Regions from separate parts of the Homo sapiens genome. Here region 2 is linked to region 1. Evidence: chromatin loops called from intact Hi-C (ENCODE). Cell type or tissue: natural killer cell. All regions are shown on one strand. Links, peaks and the distances in the headings refer to the core of each region. The heading gives the core; the rest is flanking DNA. Region 1 overlaps ZNF407 (zinc finger protein 407). Region 2 overlaps ZNF407 (zinc finger protein 407).

What was found. Hi-C counts contacts between places; a loop is a spot of excess contacts. Peaks named below come from ENCODE experiments on the same cell type or tissue, not always from the same donor. Only the 100,000 strongest peaks of a DNase experiment are listed, where the experiment ranks them.
Region 2: it touches region 1 in a loop (4-fold over the local background); 2 of 110 quality-filtered maps call a loop at or near these places.

Annotation. Positions count from the first base shown.
Region 1 is chr18:74,961,519-74,973,498 of GRCh38, reverse strand. The region is part of intron 8 of ZNF407 (zinc finger protein 407); the gene reads right to left. Among named protein-coding and RNA genes, the nearest start is that of PTGR3, 240 kb to the left of the region's middle. In natural killer cell, for the core only: no CTCF peak of the experiment used is centred there; no DNase peak of the experiment used is centred there.
Region 2 is chr18:75,023,828-75,035,807 of GRCh38, reverse strand. The region is part of intron 8 of ZNF407 (zinc finger protein 407); the gene reads right to left. Among named protein-coding and RNA genes, the nearest start is that of PTGR3, 180 kb to the left of the region's middle. In natural killer cell, for the core only: no CTCF peak of the experiment used is centred there; a DNase peak (open chromatin) is centred at 6,137.

The DNA of each region.
Region 1 (11,980 bases), core at 2,194-10,193:
AGGGCTGCATTTCTGGAAACGCGTGTTGGCCTACACCACTAGCCTACATTGACAGAAATAATCAAATAAACACTAGAAAACCTGTTACTGGTTACTTCAAGGCGACTACTTAGTATGTATATGTCACACAGTCTCCTCCTGAGTTCTCTAAATTATGTTTGGTGACTGAAGCAAAAATTAGAACACTGTCTAACATGGTCTCAATGCATGTAGTTATTCTATATAATTTTATAAATGAGAGATGGTCAAGGAGAGCAAATGGAAACAAAGTTTCTACACTTTGCTCAAACTGGTAAAATGCTGACACCAACAGACTGTGATAAGTTATGTATTTATAATGTTTATACACACACACACACATATATATATAAAACCTAGAATAATCACTAAAAAAGTTTTAAGAAGAGATATACTCAAAAATGAAAACTGACTTCTAGAAAAAGTTCAAGTAAACCGCAAGCAGGCAGGAAAAAGAAAACTGAGAAATGAAAAACAGAACAAACAAAACGAAAAAATAAAATGGCAGACTTAAGACCTAGCGTATCAATAGGTATGCTAAGGGCAGGTGGTTAAACATACCAACTTAATAACAGAGATTGTTAAAGAGGATTTAAAAATATGTGGACCAATTATATACTGCACAGAAGAAGCTCATTTAGAATATAATGATATTTGTAGCTTGAAAGTAAAAGGATAAAATGAGATATACCATACTAACATACATTTTTTTTAAAGCAGGATTGGCTATATTATTCTCAAATAAAGTTTACTCAAATGCAAATATAATCAATAGGGACAGAAATGACATTACATAAAAATAAAGGGTCAGTTCACTGAAATAATACATTAATTTTAAATGTGGACTCACCAAGCAACAGAGCTTTAAAATACATGAAGCCAAAGGAAATCAAGGTGTGAGCTCAGGCAGTGGCAACAGTCCAGATTTGAGCAGCTCTGAGCAGACTAGACGTGATCAGATAAAGCAGGGAGTGAAAGAAAGGGCTGAGGGATGGAGCTAAAACCTCCAGCTTCAACACTTGGGCAGTGATAGCCTAAAAGGAGACAGGAAGCTGAGGGAGAGGAGGAAGAGCAGATTTAAGGTGAGAGGGGAAAGGGAGTGGGGAACACCTCTCTACTTTCTCCTAGTACTGAGCTAATTGTCCTCACACATCTCCTGTTGGTGGGAAGCTGGGAAGGGCGGTTGTAGATCCACTGGCTCAGACAGTAAAATTAGTAAAGTAAAATCGGAGTGAGAAGGAGGTGGAGGAGAAGGGGAGTGGGCCTCGGGATGCTGGAAATCACAACAGTGAAAAGGGAGGTGATATGGTTTGTCTGTGTTCCCATCCAAATCTCAACTTGAATTGTATCTCCCAGAATTCCCACATGTTGTGGGAGGGACCCAGAGGGAGGTAATTGAATCATGGGGGCCAGTTTTTCCCGTGCTATTCTCATGACAGTGATTAAGTCTCACAAGATCTGATGGGTTTATCAGGAGTTTCCACTTTTGCTTCTTCCTCATTTTCTCTTGCTGCCACCATGTAATAAGAAGTGCCTTCCACCCTCTACCATGACTATGAGACCTCCACAGCCATGTGGAACTGCAAGTCCGATTAAACCTCTTTTTCTTCCCAGTTTCAGGTATGTCTTTATCAGCAGCATGAAAATGAACTAATACAGTAAATTGGTACCAGTAGAGTGGGGTGTTGCTGAAAAGATACTGAAAATGTGGAAGCAACTTTGGAACTGGGTAAGAGGCAGAGAGTTGGAACAGTTTGAAGAGCTCAGAAAAAGACGGGAAAACGTGGGAAAGTTTGGAACTTCCTAGAGACTTGTTGAATGGCTTTGCCCAAAATGCTGACAGCGATAAGGAAAATAAGGTCCAAGCTGAGCTGGTCTCAGATGGAGATGAGGAACTTGTTGAGAACTGGAGTAAAGGTGACTCTTGTTACGTTTTAGCAGAGACTCCTGGCATTTTGCCCCTGCCCTAGAGATTTGTGGAACTTTGAACTTGAGAGAAATGATTTAGGGTATCTGGCAGAAGAAATTTCTAAGCAGCAAAGCATTCAAGAGATGACTTGAGTACTGTTAAAGGTATTCAGTTTTATAAGGGAAGCAGAGCACAAAAGTTTGGAAAACTTGCAGCCTGACTACATGATAGAAAAGAAAAACCCACTTTCTGGGAGAAATTCAAGCTGGCTGCAGAAATTTGCGTAAGTAGCAAACAGTCTAATGTTAATCCCCAAACCTATGGGGAAAATGTCTCCAGGCCATGTCAGAGATCCTCATGGCAGCCCTTCCCATCACAGGCCTGGAGGTCCAGAGGCAAAAAATGGTTCTGTGGGCTGGGGCCAGGGTCCCTGTGCTGTGTGCAGCCTAGGGACTTGGTGCCCTGTGTCCCAGCCACTCCAGCCATGGCTGAAAGGGGCCAATGTACAGCTCAGGCTGTGGCTTCAGAGGGTGAAAACCCCAAGCCTTGGCAGCTTCCACGTGGTGTTGAGCCTGCGAGTGCACAGAAGTCAAGAACTGAGGTTTGGGAACCTCTGCCTAGATTTCAGAAGATGTATGGAAATGCCTGCATGTCCAGGCAAAAGTTTGCTGCAGGGGCAGGGCCCTCATGGAGAGCCTCTGCTAGGGCAGCGTGCAAAGAAAATGTGGGGTCAGAGCCCCCACATGGAGTCCCCACTGGGGCACCACCTAGCGGAGCTGTGAGAAGAGGACCACCATCCTCCAGACCCCAGAATGGCAGATCCACTGACAGCTTGAACCGTGCACCTGGAAATGCCACAGACACTCAACACCAGCCCAGGAAAGCAGCCAGGAGGGGGGCTATACCCTGCAAAGTGGCAGGGGCAGAGCTGCCCAAGACCATGGGAACCCACCTCTTGCATCAGCATGACCTGGATGTGAGACATGGAGTCAAAGGAGATCATTTTGGACCTTTAAAACTTGGCTACTGGATTTTGAATTGGAATGGGCCCTGTAACCCCTTTGTTTTGGCCAATTTCTCCCATTTGGAATGGCTGTATTTACCCAATTCCTGTACCCCCATTGTATCTAGGAAGTAATTAGCTTGCTTTTGATTTTACAGGCTCATAGGCGGAAGGGACTTGCCTTGTCTCAGATGAGACTTTGGACTGTGGCCTTTTGGGTTAATGCTGAAATAAGACTTTCGGGACCATTGGGAAGGCATGATTGGTTTTGAAATGTGAGGACATGAGATTTGGAGGGCCCAGGGGAGGAATGATATGGTTTGGCTGTGTCCCCATCCAAATCTTAACTTGAACTGTATCTCCCAGAATTCCCACGTGTTGTGGGAGGGACTGGAGGGGGGCGGGGGTGATTGAATCATGGGGGCCAGTCTTTCCTGTGCTAATTCTCATGATCGTGATTAAGTCTCATGAAATCTGATGGGTTTATCAGGGGTTTCCACTTTTGCTTCTTCCTTGTTTTATCTTGCTGCCGCCATGAAAGAAGTGCCTTTCACCCCCGCCAGTTTTATAAGATTCTGAGACCTCCCCAGACTGTAAGTCAAATTAAACTTCCTTTTCTTCCCAGTCTCGGGTATGCCTTTATCAACAGCGTGCAAACGGACTAATACAGTGGGGAAGGAAGGGAGTGGAACAGTTCAAAGAGAAGGACATCTAGGAAAACCTGGTTTCTCATGCAAACAAGTTAACAACACTTAACCAAACCATCAATAACAAGTGCCTGGTTGAAAAATAAGCAGTATACTCCTACCCCAAGGTCCGTGTGGAAAAGAGACCCAGTTACCACAAGCAGCCTAGCCTGGGAAGCTCCTTGGTCTTGAGGGCCCAAGACCCTCTTCCCCTTGCAGGTGACACGAAGGTGGCCAGGTGCACAGGCCAGGGACTCCACTACATCCTTCCCCACCAACAGACACCTGGTGACCTGGCCAGGGAACCCCTTTCTGCCCCCTCAGGCAGCCACAGCAGAGTTCACTGGGAGCTCCAGCAGCCTCAGATCAAACAAGCAAACTGAAATATCACAAAAGCATAAAAAATTAAACCACCACTGGAACCATGGCCCATAACATTAGGCTATGGTCCACATGCTAAATCTAAACAAGGGAAACGTCTACTAAAATAAAAAAATCTAAATATGACCTACAGTCTCATGACATAATAGACAAAATGTCCTGGATACAATGAAAATCACCTGTCACACCAAGAACCAGGAAAATCTCAACATGAATGAGGAAAGACAGTCATCTGATGCTAACACCAAGGTGAATCAGATGCTGGAGAAAGCCGACAAGAATTTTAAAGCAGGCATCATAAAAATGCTTTCACCATAAATTATAAACTCTCGTGAAACAAATGGAAAACTTGTCAATCTCAGCAAATGAACAGAAATTACAAAAATGAAGCAAATGGAATTTACAGAACTGAAAAAATGCAATAAAAATCTTAAAAATCATTGGCTGGGCTCCACAATGGAGTGGCGATGACAGAGGATACCATCAGCAAACCTGAGGGAAGAAGACAATTCCCCAACAGAGGGGCAGAGAGAAAAAGCCGGCTGGAACAAAATGCACAGAGCCCGAGGGAACATGGGGACAATGACAAAAGCCCCATCACTCACATCTTGGAGCTCGAAAGGAGGAGGAGGGGCTGCACCAAAAAAAGTATTTAAAGGCTGCAAACCTCCCAACTTTGGTGAACGACAAATACCTGCCAATCAAGAAGCTGAGAACCTGAAGAAGGAAAACTCCAATCCAGGTAAAGACACTTCATAATTAAACTTTTGAAATTTAAAGACAAAGAAAAAAATCTTGAAATCAACCAGAAAGAAACAAGGTATTACTCATGTGGGAACATCAATTCAAACAAAAGCAGATTTCTCATCTGAAAATATGAAGATCAGACGAAAGAGGCACCTGCTAAGAGAAAAGAACCGTTAACTGTGAGTCCTGTCTGGCAAAACTATATTTCAGGTGTGAAGAGGAAATAAAAATATCCTCACATAAAGGAAAACCAGAAAAGCTTTAGACCTACTGCAAAATTCTAGTTAAAGGGAGTTATTCGAACACAAGAAATGACAAAAGAATAAATCTTGGGTCATCAGGGTAGGAAAAGAAACAAGAGAAGCAGAAGTATGGGGGCCCACTGTCCTCCTCATGGACATTTGAGATTTATAAATCACATTTGAGATTGAAGCAAAAACTATATTCAAGGCTACAATATTTAAAAGCTGGGAAGTTAAGGTCCCTAAATGGAAGTGAGATTTCCATACCTCACTCAAAGTGGTGAATATGAGACTGGGATAGGTCACGCATGTATATGCTAATACCTAAAGCAATCACTACGGAAACTATACAAAGAGACATACTCCAAAAGGAGCACCCCAGCCTTTATGATGACCACATAATATATCATACTGAGGCCAAATTGGGTCACTGATGTCCAGGACTTGCTCCTCAAGTCACTTCTTCCCACCCCTAGATAATTTAAGTGTAGTCAGGATCAAGCAGAACAAACCAAAATGAAAACAAGCACACAAAAAAACATAGACAATTGAACAAATGTAGCAGTGGAGCCCTGGGAAAGACAATAAAATTTAAGTCAAGAGACTGTGTAGGTTGGAGCTCAAAGGTCTGCAGTATAGTGGAAAGAATACCAAATTATAATTTTAGGTCCCAGAAATTTGAGTTATAACCCTCCCATTGTCAATTTTAAGAAACAGCACGCAAATCACTTCATAACTTGTGTCTTATTTCCTTTAGCAAAACATTGAACAACGTTATTTGAACATGACTTTCACTTCTAAAACAGTTCAGTTTCTATGTTCCTTGACTTGCTGATTGAGTTAAATTAGGTGAGAGTTAGTTTGCTAATGAGCATGCACATAGACAAGACCTGCCTGAAGGCAGGAGGAAGAGGAACAGCTGCTGACCAGCCTGGGATATGTTCTCTGGAATCAGAAAAGAAATAAGAAAATGGATGGTAATGATTGAAGAGGCAAGACAGAAAGAAAAAAGACCCACGTTTCCATACAATAATTCACTGTCAGAAACAAGAGGCAATTTTTAAGTACTAAAACTGCAACAAAAATAGATCAGTTAAATAATGGAGGCAATAATATTGACACTAATATGGCCACTGACAACAATTTAAATGATAGTATTTAGAATTTTTAATGTCATTTACTCAAATTTTAAAAATGGAAGGCATTTTTATGAAAGATTTATACTTTATAAGAGATTAAAACAAATCCGTCTTTCTTTCTTTCTTTTTTCGTGTTAGGGTCTCTGTCGCCCAGGATGGAGTGCAGCAGCACAATTACTGCAGCCTCAACCTCCCAGGCTCAGGTGATCCTCCCACTTCAGCCTCCGGAGTAGCTGGGATCACAAGCATATGCTTGGATACTTTTTTAAATATTTTGTAGAGACGAGGTTTCCCTATGTTGCCCAGGCTGGTCTCAAACTCCTGGGCTCAAGTGATGCTCCTGCCTCAGTCTCCCAAAGTGTTCAGATTACAGGTGTGAGCCACTGTGTCTGGCCTCTACCTTTCTTTAAAAATTTGGGACATAAAAAATAAATTTAAAAAGTAATCCCATTTACAATAGCCACAAATAAAATTAAATATCTAAGAATTAACCAAAGAAGTAAAAGATCTCTATAATGAATACTTTAAGACACTGATGAAAGAAATTGAAGAGGACATCAAAAAATGAAAACATATTCCACATTCATGGATTGGAAAAATCAATATTGTTATAATGTCCATATCACCCAAAACAATCTACAGATTCTATGCAATCTCTATCAAAATGCCAATGACATTCTCCACAGAAACACAAAATCCTAAAATTTATATGAAATCAGAAAAGACCCAGAATAGCCAAAACTATCCTAAGCAAAAATAACAAAACTGGAGGAATCACATTACCTGACTTCAAATTACACTACAGAGCTACAGTAACCAAAACAGCATGGTATTGGCATAAAAACAGACACACAGACCCAGGGAACAGAATACAGAACCCAGAAACAAATCCACATACCTACGGTGAACCCATTTTCAATAAAGGTTCCAAGAACATTCACTGTGGAAAAGACAGCCTCTTCAATAAATGGTGCTGGGAAAACTAGATATCCACATGCAGAAGAATGAAACTAGACCCCTATTTCTCACCATATACAAAAATCAAATAAAAATGGATTAAAGACTTAAATCTAAGACCTCAAACTATGAAAGTACTACAAGAAAACACTGGGGAAACTCTCTAGGACACTGGTCTGGGCAAAAATTTCTTGCGAAATACCCCACCAGCACAGCCTGCCAAAGCAAAAATGGACAAATGTGATCACATCAAGTTAAAAAGCTTCTGCACAATAAAGAAAACAATCAACAAAGTGAAGCAATAATGCACAGAATGGGAGAAAATATCTGCAAGCTGCCTATCTGACAAGGGATTAATAACCAGAATATATGAGAAGCTCAAACAACTCTTAAGGAAAAAAATCTAATAATCTGATTTTAAAATGGGCAAAAGATTTGAATAGACATTTCTCAAAAGAAGACATAAATGGCAAACAGGCATATGGAAAGGTGCTCAACATCATCGATCATCAATCAAAATGTAAATCAAAACTACAATGAGATATTGCATCATCTCACTCCAGTTAAAATGGCTTATATTCAAAAGGCAAGCAACAAAAATGCCAAAGAAAATGTGGAGAGAAGGAGCCCTTAAACAGTGTTGTTGGGAACATAAGTATAACCACTACAGAGAACAGTTTGGAACTTCCTCAAGAAACTAAAAGTAGAGCTACTATATAATCCAGCAATCCCACTGCTGGGTATATACACAAAATAAAGGTAATCCATACATCAAAAAGATATCTGTGCTCCCATGTTTGTTGCAACACTGTTCACAATAGCCAGGATTTGGAAGCAACCTAAGTGTCCATCAACAGATGACAAATGAATAAAGAAAATGCAGTAGATATATACAATGGAGTACTATACAGCCATAAAACAGAATGAAATCCTGTTATCTGCAATAACATGGATAGAACTGGAGGTCATTATGTTAAGTGAAATAAGCCAGACACAGAAATAAATGAGAACATCACATGTTCTCATTTATTTGTGGGATCTAAAAATTAAAACAATTGAACTCATGGAGACAGTTGACAGAATGATGGTTACCTGGGGCTGAGAAGGGTAATGGCAGGGTGGGGAGAGAAAGAGATAGTTAATGTGTATAAAAAAATTGGAAAGAATAAATAAGACCTACCATTTGGTAGTGCAACAGGGTAACTATAGTACATAATAATTTAATTGTACATTTTAAAATAAGAGTATAATTGGATTGTTAGTAACACAAAGGATAAATGCTTGAGGGGATGCATGCTTCACTCTCCATGATTGCATGCCTGTATCTAAACATCTCAGGTATGCCATAAATACATACACCTACTATGTACTCACAAAAATTAAAATAAAAAATGGGACTACACGTACACTATATCTAAGACCCAAAATGAAGAGGTTCTTTCTACTGCTAAGGCAATCATATAGATACACACGAAAATGCAGATCTCTGTGCCATACAAGAAGCCATTCTAGTTTTTCACATAGGCTCTGAATTTTAGCAGACATCTAAAGGGAGGGTAGGGAGCAGACACCCACCCCAGGTGCTTCTGATATCAACTGTCTGTTCTGTGCAACACTTTGAGAAATCTTGGTTACAAAAATGAATCCTATGGATCAAAAAGCAAGAAAATATTAACATTCAGCATTTGTTTGTAGAATGCAAATGAAATTAAATGTATGTAATAAAAGTCAACAATGAAATATTTAAAACCAGGAAATGAAAAAGAAAAAAGACAACAATTTAAAAGTTTGGTTATAATATTGGTTCAGAAGACCCAAAAAAAAAAAAAAAAAAAACCCGGATGATAGGTTGTTGAATCAAGCATTTCAGATGATTCATTTGTAGTACTTTCTTACTTGACAAAGCAAGATGGATAAATTTTGATTGTATTATACATACAAGAAATTCCAAGGTTACAAACAAAAAAAGTGCTTTTGAAACTATCATCAGATTTTTCTTCATTCATTTGCTTAGTGATTTTATTGCCAACCACCCCAAATCCTGAGAGGGCATAAAGCTGATGTTTGTAAGATAAACTCAAAGATCAGGTGGCAAGAGATGCATGTGCATATGGGTACAGTGTGCATTGCTACCTACCCCTATAACATGATCCCTCACAAGGACTGTGACTTCAGTGCTTAGTACATGGCCAGACACTAGAATACCACATCCCATCCATTTGGGGTCCAGGGATCCATGTACACGACAGTGGGAGCTACATATGAAAGTCTGTTATATAACTGCTCTGCCTCCTAGTCTTACACTTAACGCCTGTCCAAGTAGGCTTCACGTGATAGGCGCGGTCAATAGAGGTTTCAGGCACTGACAAGTTTGACCATGGCTGGAAAAGACATTACTGTTCCCCAAGAGGGCGCCACAAATATTTCTATTCACTCAAGGTCAAGAGGCAGCTGTAATGAGGCCTGTTAATAGCAGCTGCTTCTCTTTCTGAAGAGCAATTCAAACTCAACTAAGAAATAGACACTTTGCTAATATGTTTACAGGCATAGAATTTTCCACGAAAAGATGGGATAATTGTTGCAACACTTTTTTCATATATTAAATTCTCTAGTTAAAAATCTGCAAAGTATAACAAAATGGAATTATTCTAAAGCCATTAAAGTATAAGCCATCTGAAATTTTAAAAAGTAACATAGATATTGTTTTATAATAGTGTTGTTTAAAAAGCTGAATGTAAAAACAATAAAATGTGGAATAATTTGCTTTCAATGAACATTTCCTCTTCTTAACAAATTCTAAGATTGCTGCATAAATGAGGAGATTTTGCTATAAAATTTGGGTCCACTACAATGCAGAAAACTGAGAGTTCTTTATAAATTGTTTTGTAACATGTAAAACATGGATTAAAAAAAAATCGAGTAGTTCTTAACAATGTATCAGGGTTTGACCAAGAAAGGTAACAAGGGCGTAAGGATTACTAACATGATGCTCTGAAAATATTACCACCCGATAACCTGCAGGTCCAGTGAGCTCTACCAAATGGGTACAGTTGTAAGGAGACAATTAAATAAGTAATCACTTCCAAAGTTATTAATGAATTATTACACAGGACCATACTTCACTGGCTTTCACTGTTACTCATATTACAAATAATGTGAAAAGTCAGATATGGAGTGAACTGGATATTTAAAGGCAATGCATAACCCAATGGTTTGTTGCAGTACTTGGGAATGTTCCATTCAGGACAAAAAAAAAAAAAAAAAGGAATGAAGGTTAGTCAATGGAAATGAGAGAAAAATTAGAGCTAAAGAAAGTGCGATTGGATTTTACAAAGAAACCGGGGAGAACTGTGGAGCTCCAATGATTCTATGTGGCTGCTGGAAGAAGGGGCTGATGTGGGATGAAGACCATGCATTAACTGTCAGAGCAGGATAATCTCTTTGTATACAAGAATGATAGGCATCTATTGTTCAGGTGAATAAGATTTCCAGCCAGGAACATAGACACTGCCAGCATTCATTCATTCATTTGTTAATTCTTTCATCAAAACCCTCAGCCGAGTCTCAGGCCTTCAAAGAGTTTACAGTAGGAGAGCTGGACAGCCAACCAGGTGATTTCAACAGAGCACGTAAGTGCTGAAGGGAGGTAGGTAGGGCACTGTGTCCACTCAGAAGGGTTTCAGAATTGACTCTTGGAATCAGAGCGGCTCAGCTTCCCAGCACCAGGAGAGGGAAGAGGGTGCTGTATGTGTGCAAAGGCCAAGGCCTTAGGAGACGAGACATGGAGGACTGGGCATGGCATATTTGGCGTATACCCGTAGTTCAAGAGGGCTGAGGCGCAGGATGTGGGAAGGAATGAAGAGGAATGAGCCCAAGAGTGGCGGGGGTCAGTTCACAAAGGGCCTAGGCCCATCCATTCCCACAGAGACACCTAGGAAATGTCTATTGTGGGCCAGATCCTGCTCTAGCCCCTGGGTCCTCTGTGCTGGAGAAACAGGGGCCCACGCCATGTCAGTATGCATCTGACAGATGTTTAAGATGAGAGAGTATGCCAAATGACATTATATCATGCTGAATGTTTTGGGCTGTTGTGAAGATACTTACAGTTTGGGGTATTTGAGGAAATCATTGTGTCCCTGAGTAAATACAGTAAAACCACCAAAGGGAATTTTTCATACATTAGGAAACACTCAAAAGAAAGTTTCTGTGTTGCTTCCATTTCAATGACATGAAAATGTCCCTGATGTATAGGATACAGATAGTGATGAGCAAACACACCACTGACACCATGTCAAAAGCAAGGAATAAAGAAAATAAAAAACAAGCATCATTACTAAAGTCTTTATTAAATGAATAATGAAAACAAAGGAAATGGCTAAAGGAAATGGCCTTCTAAACTTCCATGAAAACTAGTTTTGATTAAATACATAACCTAATGAACGTATTTTTCTGTGTTACCCTTCACATGGCCAAAGTCAACTGCTGCTGTTCCCAAAACGTCACAGAAGGAGAGATTCATAGTGCAAGTTAGGGTCTGATCCGAAGCACTACAGACTTGGGAAGAGAATGTAGGGAGTGGGTGGGTGGGTAATTCACATGTTCAAGATTGGTGAACACATTTCTCAACCCAGCTAAAAACCACAGAAACCTCATTCTACTGCAATTATCTGGGCACTTTGCAAACTTTTTTTTTTTTTTTTAATTGAGACAGTCTCTGTCGCCAGGCTGGAATGCAATGGCTTGATTTTGGCTCACTGCAGCTTCCGTCTCCTGGGCTCAAATGATCCTTCCACCTCAGCCTCCCGAGTAGCTGGGACTATTGGCACGCGTCACCACACCCAGCTAATTTTTTGTATTTTTTGTAGAGATGGGGTTTCATCATGTTGCCCAGGCTGGTC
Region 2 (11,980 bases), core at 2,462-10,461, 62 kb before region 1:
TCCTCAGAAGTCAAGAACTGGCATTTGCAATGTATTCCAGAGGCGAGGCGGACGCAATGCCCATTGGTAATCAGATACACATGAGATTTCACTGGGATGAGCTGTCTAGCTGTAATGCACAGGAGCTCTTCTAGCTGCAGGACGTATCAGCCACTGCTCCTTCCTGTGCATGGCAGTTTCTCACCTTTAAAAACATTATTCCATGACTGCTGGCTGGCAGATAAAAATACACATTTCTGGTATTCTGTTTATTGGATGTGATTAGTAATATATTGGTTATTGACCAGATATAGAGAACGAGACCCTGAGGTCCATTCTATTGGTATCTACCTATTCCATTTGCCATACTGAACGTCAATCATCATCACTAAACCGTTATTTGCTTTGTTTCCTGATATGACAGGTAGAAGTATCGTAATAAAATGATGGAATGATGGGAGAAGGCCCCTGATGTCATTTCTGGACTCTAACAGGTATCTCACTTTCTCATAATTGTTAAAAGAAGCTCTGTGTTCAAAGACGAATCCTGTGTTTGGTGAAAGGGTAATGAAAGCAGGGTAACAGAGACAAACTTTTGAATGGCCAGCACTGTGTTTCTGCCAAATCTGTCATTGGAATGGGAAGATGCAAAACACATGCACACTCATCAGCCAAAACGGTGTGCTCACTGCTTAATTTCATGGCATTCAGCTATAAATTACATGAGAGCTGCCACAACTAATTTTTTCAGTGCCGTATTAGATGACAAATGAAATGTCCAAGCAGCTACAAGTGAAAAGCTTCCATCTTTCTTTCATGAGTGAATATTATGTACTTACTTTAATGATGTATAATAGCCTGCAACTACACTTAACTTGTGCATTAAATGGCAGCACAAACTGTTTACCTAGAGTTATGAAGAAGAAAACAGCAAACCAAGCGAGGAATCTAAAGTGTATACATTAACCTCCCACATGTCAACTTAGTTTCCCCCAGAGATGATGTATGACTGAAACTCTAAATTGTTTTCTCTTCTACACAATAGCATTATGTGCCAAGTATCTAAGCACCAAAGTATGTGGGATAAAATGATGACAAAATGTACCTAATTAATAAATCTGAAAATATTTAGAACTAAACCATTTTTTGGTTTTGTTAATGACCTTGTACCCACAAACAATAATCACTACATCCTACCAATGAAGCCTGATTTAAAAAAAAAAAACCCGCCGGGCGCAGTGGCTCACGCCTGTAATCCCAGCACTTTGGGAGGCCGAGACGGGCGGATCACGAGGTCAGGAGATCGAGACCATCCTGGCTAACATGGTGAAACCCCGTCTCCACTAAAAATACAAAAATTAGCCGGGCATGGTGGCGCGCACCTGTAGTCCCAGCTACACGGGAGGCTGAGGCAGGAGAATGGCATGAACCCGGGAGGCGGAGCTTGCAGTGAGTCGAGGTCGCGCCACTGCACTCCAGCCTGGGCGACAGAGCGAAACTACGTCTCAAAAAAAAAAAAAAAAAAAAACCCAACACAGAGAAAAGAGAAATGAAGTTATTTTGGTATAGATCAAAGACCAAGAAAGACATTAAATATACTCTTTGAATAGATACTTACCAAATGTACTGAGAATATGCTTAACCATCAGTCAACCTCTGATCAGATCTACATATGCTTTCACAGTGTGTAGAGTAGAATTACAGAACGCTGATATGTGTGTATAACACAGCTTGGTTTCATGATGCACAAGGCCATTTAAAATAGTTTCCAAGAAAGTAAAGATAAACTCTGATTATCAGGATTATGGAAAATACGACTTGACTAGTCATTATAGCTCTTGCCATCTTATCACATTAGATAAATATGAAGAAAATATAAAAATAATACATTTTCACTATAAATATTAATCATAAAGTTTAATGCGATTATTTTTCAGAGGGTCAGGGAAAGGAGAAGGGAAGAGGGCACAATTTCTTATCACTGTTTCTTTTAAAGATGATATATCCCACGGGAAGCCATTGACAGAAAAACTGAAGACAGGAAATTCTCTCCTTCTGAAGCAAGTTTTGGAGAATCTGATTAGGTCTCCCGCTGCAATGCTAGGTATTCCATTTTTGCCAAAGGGCCAGCTATGATGATTAACGTCATTTGTCTGAATCATTACTCTGCACCTTGGTTCAGCAAACACTATGAAGATGGCATGGTAATAAATGACCGCAGGATTCTTCCCTGCTTTGGCCTCTTTTTATCTGCCACCTCTCCACCGTCACCTCCATCTTTCTGAACCTCTCTGAATCCCCACAAGGGACGGAGTGTCTATTTGTTTTCCACTAGGTTACCACTCTGTCTATTGTTGTTTGTACTAAAGGGTACAAATTCAATTCATTCTTGTGACATAAAAGCACCGATACAGTAAATTTTTCGCCCAGGAGAAAACAAAAACGAAGTTGCTGAATATAGAACAAGATTTGAAGCACTAGCATATATGTGGAGAGGCTTTCCGAGCATTCTTAGTTATCTAATACTATCTTCCCCCCATTCTGAGCACGCTTAGTTACCTAATACTATCTTCCCCCCATTCCGAGCACTCTCAGTTATCTAATACTATCTTCCCCCCATTCCGAGCACTCTAAGTTATCTAATACTGTCTTCCCCCCATTCTGAGCAGTCTTAGTTATCTAATACTGTCTTCCCCCTATTCTGAGCACTCTTAGTTATCTAATGCTATCTTCCCCCCATTCCGAGCACTCTTAGTTATCTAATACTATCTTCCCCCCATTCCGAGCAGTCTTAGTTATCTAATACTATCTTCCCCCCATTCCGAGCACTCTCAGTTATCTAATACTATCTTCCCCCCATTCCGAGCACTCTTAGTTAACTAATACTATCTTCCCCCATTCCGAGCACTCTTAGTTATCTAATACTATCTTCCCCCCATTCTGAGCACTCTCAGTTATCTAATACTATCTTCCCCCCATTCCGAGCACTCTTAGTTATCTAATACTGTCTTCCCCCAATTCTGAGCAGTCTTAGTTATCTAATACTGTCTTCCCCCTATTCTGAGCACTCTTAGTTATCTAATGCTATCTTCCCCCCATTCCGAGCACTCTTAGTTATCTAATACTATCTTCCCCCCATTCTGAGCAGTCTTAGTTACCTAATACTATCTTCCCCCATGTCTCCTCCTGGCGAGGACACCCAGTATGCTAAATGCGTATGAAGCTTTCCAGTTAGTGGGCAGGGGGAAAACTCTGATCGTGCAGCCAGTCCAAACCAGAGGCTGGGGCACTGTACACCTACCTTAGAGTCGAGAGAAGAGAGAAGGTTGGTGGGCTATAAGGTTAATATGTCAAGAGATTTCAACTTTTGAACACAACAAAAGCATAACAACATCAAATGGTCTGTGGAGAGTCAAAGTGGACAGCTGAGGGCAGTGCACAGTCAACATGGAAAAGCAGGGAACTTGGGATGAAGGAGCTGAGGGCAGCCAGCAGGTGAAATTCCCTGAGTGTCAAGTTCGACACTATTTATCCCTTAATTCTGGGAAGCAACTGTGTTATCTAAGCAAGTCAACACATCGGAACAGCCCCCAGATCGCAGTCTCATTGTGCATCAGGTGACACATTCCGTGTGACACGGAAAAGCTTGTTTGACGGACAGCCTTAGTGTGGCAGGGGAACCAGAAGAAAACCAACCCCTCAGTGTGGGGGGAGCTCTCGGGTCCAGGCGTTTAGAGTGTGATTCCGCTGGTCTCTACTTCTATTCTGGCTTCTACTTACGATAGAAAGTTTCATGCCCTAAACTATGTAAACACTCCATGTTTTGGGGAATTTAAATTATGTAAATATCTTAGAGCTTGCTTAGCAGTAACTTTTCTTTGCCAAGGGTAACATGTTTTCCTGGATCAGCTGCTAAAAATTGCCAAGTGCTGTAAACCCTAAAGAGTATTGCCAAGTACCTTTCTCACTCTGGGTCCAAGTCTCAAAAAACACTTAATACAAAATGAATCTGAAATCCTGTAATTGCCCACAATTCCTGGAACATTACCTTGTGTACAACTTTGGTTATTATGAAAATGCTCCATATTCCTGCCAGAAGTTAAGAAGTTACGACTTGAAAATCACTGGCTAATCTAGCCTGTGCTAAGATGGATTTTTAATGAAAGTTTAATGAATGATAAATACTCGTTTCTTGATAAATGTTTAATTATGCCAATAATTACCAACTGCTGAAAACTACTGTTGTGTTAATAATGGCATTTAGTACACAAGCAGTTTCATGAGTCACAGTGCTGTTAAAGATCAGAACTCCATCTGTCTAACGCAAACTAGCAAAACAAAAGTCTAATTAATATTTTGATCAATTTTCCTCACACTCTAAAGACTATCAATGTCCTTTACATAAAAAAAAGACCCATTTTCTCTTTCACGGGTAAAAGGTAAGGAAAACTATTCAGAACCAGTATAGGATTAGTTCATGCAAAAAATCAGTTAAACAAAAGAATAGAAAATGGATATTATTGAAATCCAGTGATTCTATTACCTCATTGCATTATCACTTTAATGACTGTTTTCCTGTTACCTGAAGCTGTTTTAAATATGATGACCATTATATTACTGAATAGCACAGGAAGCTGAACTCCCCTTATTAATCAGCTCCCCTGGCCCTTTACAGGTGATTATGAGGTCTGCAATCTGTGTTGTTATTACATGAGTGTGAGGTCTTGCAGGTGAGTGAACTGCTGCTATGTGTATGGGGGAATGACACCTGCTGCTATGTGTGTGGGGGCATGCCACCTTTCAGGTCTGCAAACACCCATGGCCCAAGAGGGTTATAAACTGACCTTGAATAAACAGGATTTATTAATGACTGGGAAGTCATTGTGCTTTAGTGGGACTCGGTGTAGAAAGCCCTGCTTTTCTGGCATGCAGTCACTCCAGTGGGTGAGTTGTCACGTTTGGGAACACGACACGGGGGTAGAGAATGGAGAGGGTGGTAAAATCTCCCTTAGACAGCAGCAGGGTGGGGGCTGGGGCCCGTTAGTCAGGGCTCTTCCTACCCCACTGTCTTCTCGGAAGGCCTTCCCTACTCTGTTAAAATGAGAGTGGGTCTCAGAAGCACGCCCAGCATGGGTCCTGCCACTCCTAAATGCCTTCTGTGGCCACTACTTCCAGCCGAGCCCGAGGGCAAAGACTGCTCTTCCTTGCACTTATGTGGCCTCTAGTATGTCACCTGGCCAACAGCACACAGTCAAAGGTAAGTTTGCTGCACTGAATATACTTCTAAAGCATTTCTTTTTCAATACTTTATCAGCCTGCAGAAATTTGAGAAATGTGGCATGTATAATAATTCCCTGGCTAACAATTCATTTCTCCAACAATTCACATTTTAAAAGCAAACCAAATTCTGCAGATAATTCTCAATTATATTTCAGACAGAATCTGTGAAAGCCATAATTTAATCCACAGTGTGATTTATGGAGATATAATCTCAATCCTTTAGATAATAATGTATAATAATAATGTATAATACCTTTCAACTGATAGAAGTGAAATCTAATGTATAGCTCTGATTGTTGCTGGGAGCTATTAAATCCAGTGAAGTTCATGGACAAAATTTTTAAATTTCCAATGTGAAGATTCACAATTCAGGCAGATGAATAAACTTGGTATGATCATGTTTTTTCTTTTAATACTCTATGACCACCCAGCCCCAAAGATCATGTGACCTTTGAAATGAACTTTCCTCCCAGGAAAACTTGTTTTATATAACTCTTAATTGGACTATATATACTTAGAAAAAGCTCTTCAATATTTTCTTGTTGCCATTTGCACACATTTACAGGAAACCTCTTCCCCATATTTTTAATGTAATGCTCATGATTGGTCATCACACACGTTCTTCATAACGTTTCTGAAGCGAAGCAGCCTCTGTTGCAAGAATTCATCCTTGATTTTTCTGTTTTCTTATGGACTTTGAGTTTGAAGCTATTTCTTGTCACCACAGTTGCAGCTGTATGACATTCTAAGACATCCGTTCACTGTACTCACGCATGTTGACAATGGTTTGCACAAAAAATGCAGCAAACCACAGAAACCAGTGATAAGTCACATGCTACAACTAGCACCTGCACGAGCTGAAGAAACGAAGCACTTCCTGCCCCTGCGCATGCCCTGCGCATGCACACGCACGCACACCCACGCACACCCAGGCACACACACCCATGCACACATACGCACACACACGCACGCACACACACTCCGCCCTGAATGAAGGTGGTGAGCGTGCTCCCGCATCCCATGCCCAGGGTGGCATGGAAACTGTGCAGTGAGAACGAACACCCATCCTGCCCTGACAAACAGCTACCAGCTACTAGCACTTCCTTAGTGGAGAGAGAAGAGATCCAGGAGTATGAGAGGAGTCTTGGTAACTCCTGCTCTCTGGAACAAAACTGCACATGCCACTGCTTCTGGGTTAACGTAGAAAGAGGTTAACCAGGCTATATAAAACACTCACAAGAAATAGCACTGAGCTGTAATAACATAACACATTGTTTCAGAATTCCTATCTTTTGAAGGGCAACAGTTCTATGGAAGCATCTTCTGAACTTTACCTTATTCACCTGCATGCATTTGTACGTCTGTGTATGAACAAACAAGCAGAACATGGAAAGCATAAAATTTTGGCAATGAATTTTCAGGTCAAACTAAAAGAAACCCTATATTATGTGCATTTTGAGAAAAGGGCCAGTCTTTATTCTGATATCTGAGATGTTAGCTGTGCTAATTTTATTCGTGACTACAACAAAGGCACCTGAACATACAGCAGAAGGATATTCTGTGGGCAGAATATCCCGATACAGATTTTCAGCTATTCTAACAAAATAAAGTGTCTGATCTAAAAGTGAAGTCTAATGTAAGAGATGGGTGCATCACGTATAAATCATCCATGTTCGCAGATGCAGAGCCCTCCTTCTGCCTACTTCAGGAGACAGACACAAATGTAAAAGATAGGATGGGACAGCTTTAACAACGTATGTCTATATGACACGGGAGCATACACCCTCGAAGGCACAGAGGCTTGTAATCTCTTGGGTTCTCGCATTGTTCCTGTAGGAGTACTTGCCTCTCAAGGGCAGGCCCACACCCTGCCCTTCTATCTCAGTACCTAGCGGAATTCCCGCACATTGACGTTCAGTGTTTCTAAAAGTTGGTCTGAGGCCCAGTGGCATCAGAGTCACTTAGAGGTATTTGTTTAACGTATATTTTAAGTCTGTTAGGAGCTGAAATGTGTCCCCTCAAATTCCTGTGTTGAAGTCCTAACACCCAGTACCTCAGAATTTAACTGTCTTTGAAGACAGGGCCTTTAAAGAGGTCACTAAGGTAAAATGGAGGTCATTCTGAGTGGGCCCTAATCGAATGTGACCAGGGTCCTTACAGGTGGAGATCAACACATAGGACACAAGAGGGAAGGCCACGTGAAGACACAGGGAAGACGGTCATCCACCACCCAAGGAGAGAGGACTCAGAAGAAGCCAGTCCTGCCCAACACCTTGGTCTCAAACTGGTAGCCTCCGAAACGATGAGAAAATAAATGTCTGTTGTTTAAGCCGCCCAGCCCATGGTGCTTTGTTACGGCAGCCCTCGCAAACTGACACAGGGCCCTGCCCTAAGAATTCCCAGAGTGAGGCCTAGAAATATGTAGTTCAATGAGCGTTCATGTTTTATAAAGAAAACACAGTTTTGAATGAGTAAATACTCAAAATTGGAATCTTCCAGGACTGCAGTGGCCCAGCAGAGGACAGAACAGACAGAACTGCTCATCACGTCTCTGCTACCACTGCCTTGTGCTCACATTACCATTGCCACGGCACAGTGCAGCAGCGTGTTCTCTCACAGGTTCTACAGGAAGGAGGTGTGGAAAGTACAGGCTCATTCTGACCATGTCTCGTGGGCAGTAGCTACAGCTGACCATCTCTTTCTTCTGGAAGCCCACTGTTTCCTTCACTTCTTTTATACTGCTCCCTCTCATTTCCTTCTGTCTCACTGGCCACTCCTTCTCGTACTCCTGTGCTGCCACCAGCCTCTGTCTGACCTTGAACTCTGAACCCTCTCTTGTCTCTCCTCACACTCCCTCCTAAGATGACCTCCTCCTAAATCTGCTGTTTGCCCCAAATCAGAGAATTAGAGATCAGATGGCAACAACACTTGCACATAGCTCAAGATGGAAACTTAGTAGTCCTTCCTCATTGACCAATGCTCCCTCCCTACCTTCCATATCCAACCCACTAACAAGTTCCACCACCTCTGTCTCCAAAATGTATCCTACATCCTACTATTTGCACTAACTCCATGGCTACACTCTTAGCCTAGACCACCTGTATCTCTGTCTTCCTGATCGCAGCCAATATCTCCTAACTAGTCTCCTAATTCTACCTTCCGTCCTCCCAAACCATCCTCCATAAAGGAGAAAAGGGTAAATTCTTAAAATTAAAATTTGTTCTTGGAATCCCAGGGATGAAAACCCACAGCTCTTCCCATTGCCTATGCACCACCCTCTTCCTTGCCTCCTTTTGGCCACACTGGTTGGCTCACTTGTTGCCTTGAATGTGCCGCACAGCTCACTCTGCAAAGGTCTCCGTGCTCAGTCTTTTGTCTGAAATGCTTTCAAGCTCTCATCTCCGTGAACAGCTTGTTCCCTGTCTTCCTCAGACAGCACTTCCAGAATGAAGGTACAATACAATCCCCAGTTCCTGCACGAGTGTCTGTGACTCTCCATCGCAGGCCACATACTGCTTTCTTTGACTCATGGCCTTGTCGTAACTTGCAGTTATTTTACACCTATTCATATGTAGAATGCAAGCTCTGTGAGGGCAGGATGACAGTGTTTACTGATGTAGTCCTGTACTTCACACAGGGACTGACACCCAGCTGATGCTCCACAAATGTCTGTTGAGTTAATGGATGAACCACTGTAGCTCAACTTGATCAGGGCTGAGGGCACGAGGTTCTGAAGAAGCAGTCATCGACTTAGGCAAGGAAATCCTTTCATCATCCGGTATAATCTATGCTCAAAGTATTTAGTGAGGTGTGCATGTGGCCAATCACATACCATTAATAAACACGGCAGTTATTTGGAAACAACAGTAGCAGAATCAACATTACTACCTCTTGAACTGCGTTTCCAAATGGTTTGTAAGAGTTGCTGGTCACTGAAAATATCTTGGATCAATGGGTTACTGAATCAAGCTGTACTAGTTTGAAAGAGTTCCAAATTTACAGAATTGTTTATTCTTGTGTTTCATATAACAAATTTTATTGAAATTATGGATGCAATTAACAGCTATGTCTTCTGATATGGTATTACTAATGGATTCTACCCTACCAATGCAAAATTTTCACTTGACATTCTTCAGGGGATAAGATGTGTGCAAATAATAAGAAATTCAAAAATCTGGATTATTATCCATGACTCAGAAGATTTTGTTATAAAGGAATTCTGTGGGATTATGCCAGTTGATGCTAAGTTTTCAATAGTTTATTATCTTTGTCTATGAGTACTAGTAATGCTTTTCATTCTAATATTAGGACACACTCAATGTGGAGATTAGCAAGATTAAAGAGATTTTAGGTAAACATTTTTGGGCATCTGTCGTATATTACAATATATTAAAAAGTTCCTTTGTCGTCGTCTCTTGACTTAACAGAATATTGTCGCATTTTCTGTTCAGGCAAGACAGAAGTGCTCATCTTCCCCTCACAGCCCATCTGGTTTTTGCCCAAGCTGCCTGCAAGACAACACTCTAAAGTGAGAGACACCTTCTACGTAGTGGATGTTGATTCAATTAACGCCGTGTTATTTATAACAAACTGAAAACCTTACAGATCTCACCAACCATATAGGATAATCACTCTTCACTGAATACAACTAAAAAAAGAAGTATTTGAAGAACATCCAGGTTTTGCTAAGATCTCATTTAGGAGGCCAAAGGGGAACACGCACACTTGGCAGCATAATGACTAATTACTACGTTCAAAGGGTGAAAAAGCTGAAGAAACATCAAGGCATCTGTATCATCATACTATTCTGAGTAAGTGCCACAAGTAGCATTAGGAGAAGCCAATTTTAAAAGCAGCTCTTTGTTCCCCCATACCAAACAAACTCTTCAAAGAAACTGCTTTTATAACACACAAACAAAATGCTTTCATATAATGCCTTTTGGGGAGAGGTGGTGGGGAAAAGGTGGGAAGGGAAAGGAAACTAGTGGTGAAGAGTGTGAAGTGAAATGTTGTACACATTGCACAGACCTGCTCCTCCAAAATCAACATGGAGCACACCACGTGAGCTGCCACATTTATAACCCTATGCTGATATTCAAATTTTCTGTCTTAAGCTAAAGAAAGATTGAATACCCTGCTGTTGTGTGGCCAAGATTGAAGAGGTGTCTCACTGACATTGTTCAAAGTTTATGAAAATATATGAATGCTCAAATGTCATTGGCTTTGCGCCTCCAACAGACTGTGGTTTTATGAGAAATCAGTCTTTTAATCAAAATGATTGAATACCTTAAGGTCGAATCCAAAGATATCAGTTAATATCTAGAAACGTGCTATTTCTGCAAATTTTGCCAAGCTGTACATATTGTGGTGCATTTTAAAGTGTTAATTTGTGCATTCCATATTGAAAATTGATCTTGAGTTTTAGCTTTTTGTCAAGCAAAAACATATGGTTACAAGCTCTATGCATTTTGCGCGACGGCTGTTGAAGCTGTCACATGTGCAAACTTGATAACCGATGTGACACATACGCAAATAATTTGCTTGTTTAGTAACAATTCAAAGATTCATTATTCATGCAAACACACATTTTTTTAAATGATCAGATGGAAATAGTCTTCGTTTTGTACAACCTAGTCTGGTTGGTGTGCAAACTCAGATAAAATAAAGCTGGGAACTAAGTGGTATTAAAGAAATCCAAGAATATGGGTATTTTCAGATAATTATTGAACCAGATGGTGTTTTTTGTTAATTCTGCCATCAGTCTGAGAACTTGATGTCTTACATCTGCACTTGGTAAAATAAATTTTACCGCTGACATTATTTCAGTTTTCTTAAAATACTTCAATCAGTTTTAAACCAAGATTTGCAAACATCTGCCACAGTGCATGCCTATGAGATGAAATTATTCAAGATAATTCCTTTAAAAATATACACCATTACACAGAGCTTTAAATTCATCACCCTTTAAACTAAATTTTCAGAATTACTAGTTGAAATGTTTAATAGAAAGGAAAATAGGAATAGGATAGCACATTTGAAAATGAACACGGTTAATAGGTCACAAAAAGTGTTGTCTCACTTGCAAAGCCTATCTTGGAATTTCACACCACATTATTTCCCTGTCTTAACAGAGAGAGAAATTCAGTACATTTTTTTCCTGTATTCTTTAGGTAAATTTTCTGTGTGGTGTGATTAAAGGATAGGATTACATAATGAATTAATCAACAGACATAGATGATAAAGGAACAGTATCTGCGAGTAAGTTAATCAGTCCTAACAGAATTCTCCCTCTTAACAAATGAACAGAATTTCAAATACACCCCTGAAACCAGCACACCAGTTTTAGGCTCTTTTTCAGAAACCCAAATAGGAGTTCTTGAAAACATAATTGAAATCCTCCAAATAGCCTAACTTCTTTGGCTTTTCTCTTGAAAGTCTACAAACAAAATCTTAGTTTCAAACTTAATCATGAACTCACATACATTTTGAGGATAAGCTTGAGACTCCCACATGCTCTCCTTTTTCCTTCTTGTTTTCTTCCTCAAACCCAGGCCTCTAGATCGAAACTTGCCCCATAACTTAGCACAGTGCGTTCTGAAGAGGGAGCTCAATATTTGTTGCAGATTGATCAAAACCAACGCACCACAAACTAGTAAAATTACAATGGTAAATAACTGAACTATTTCAAAGTGCAACTACAACAGTAGTACATGAAATAAGC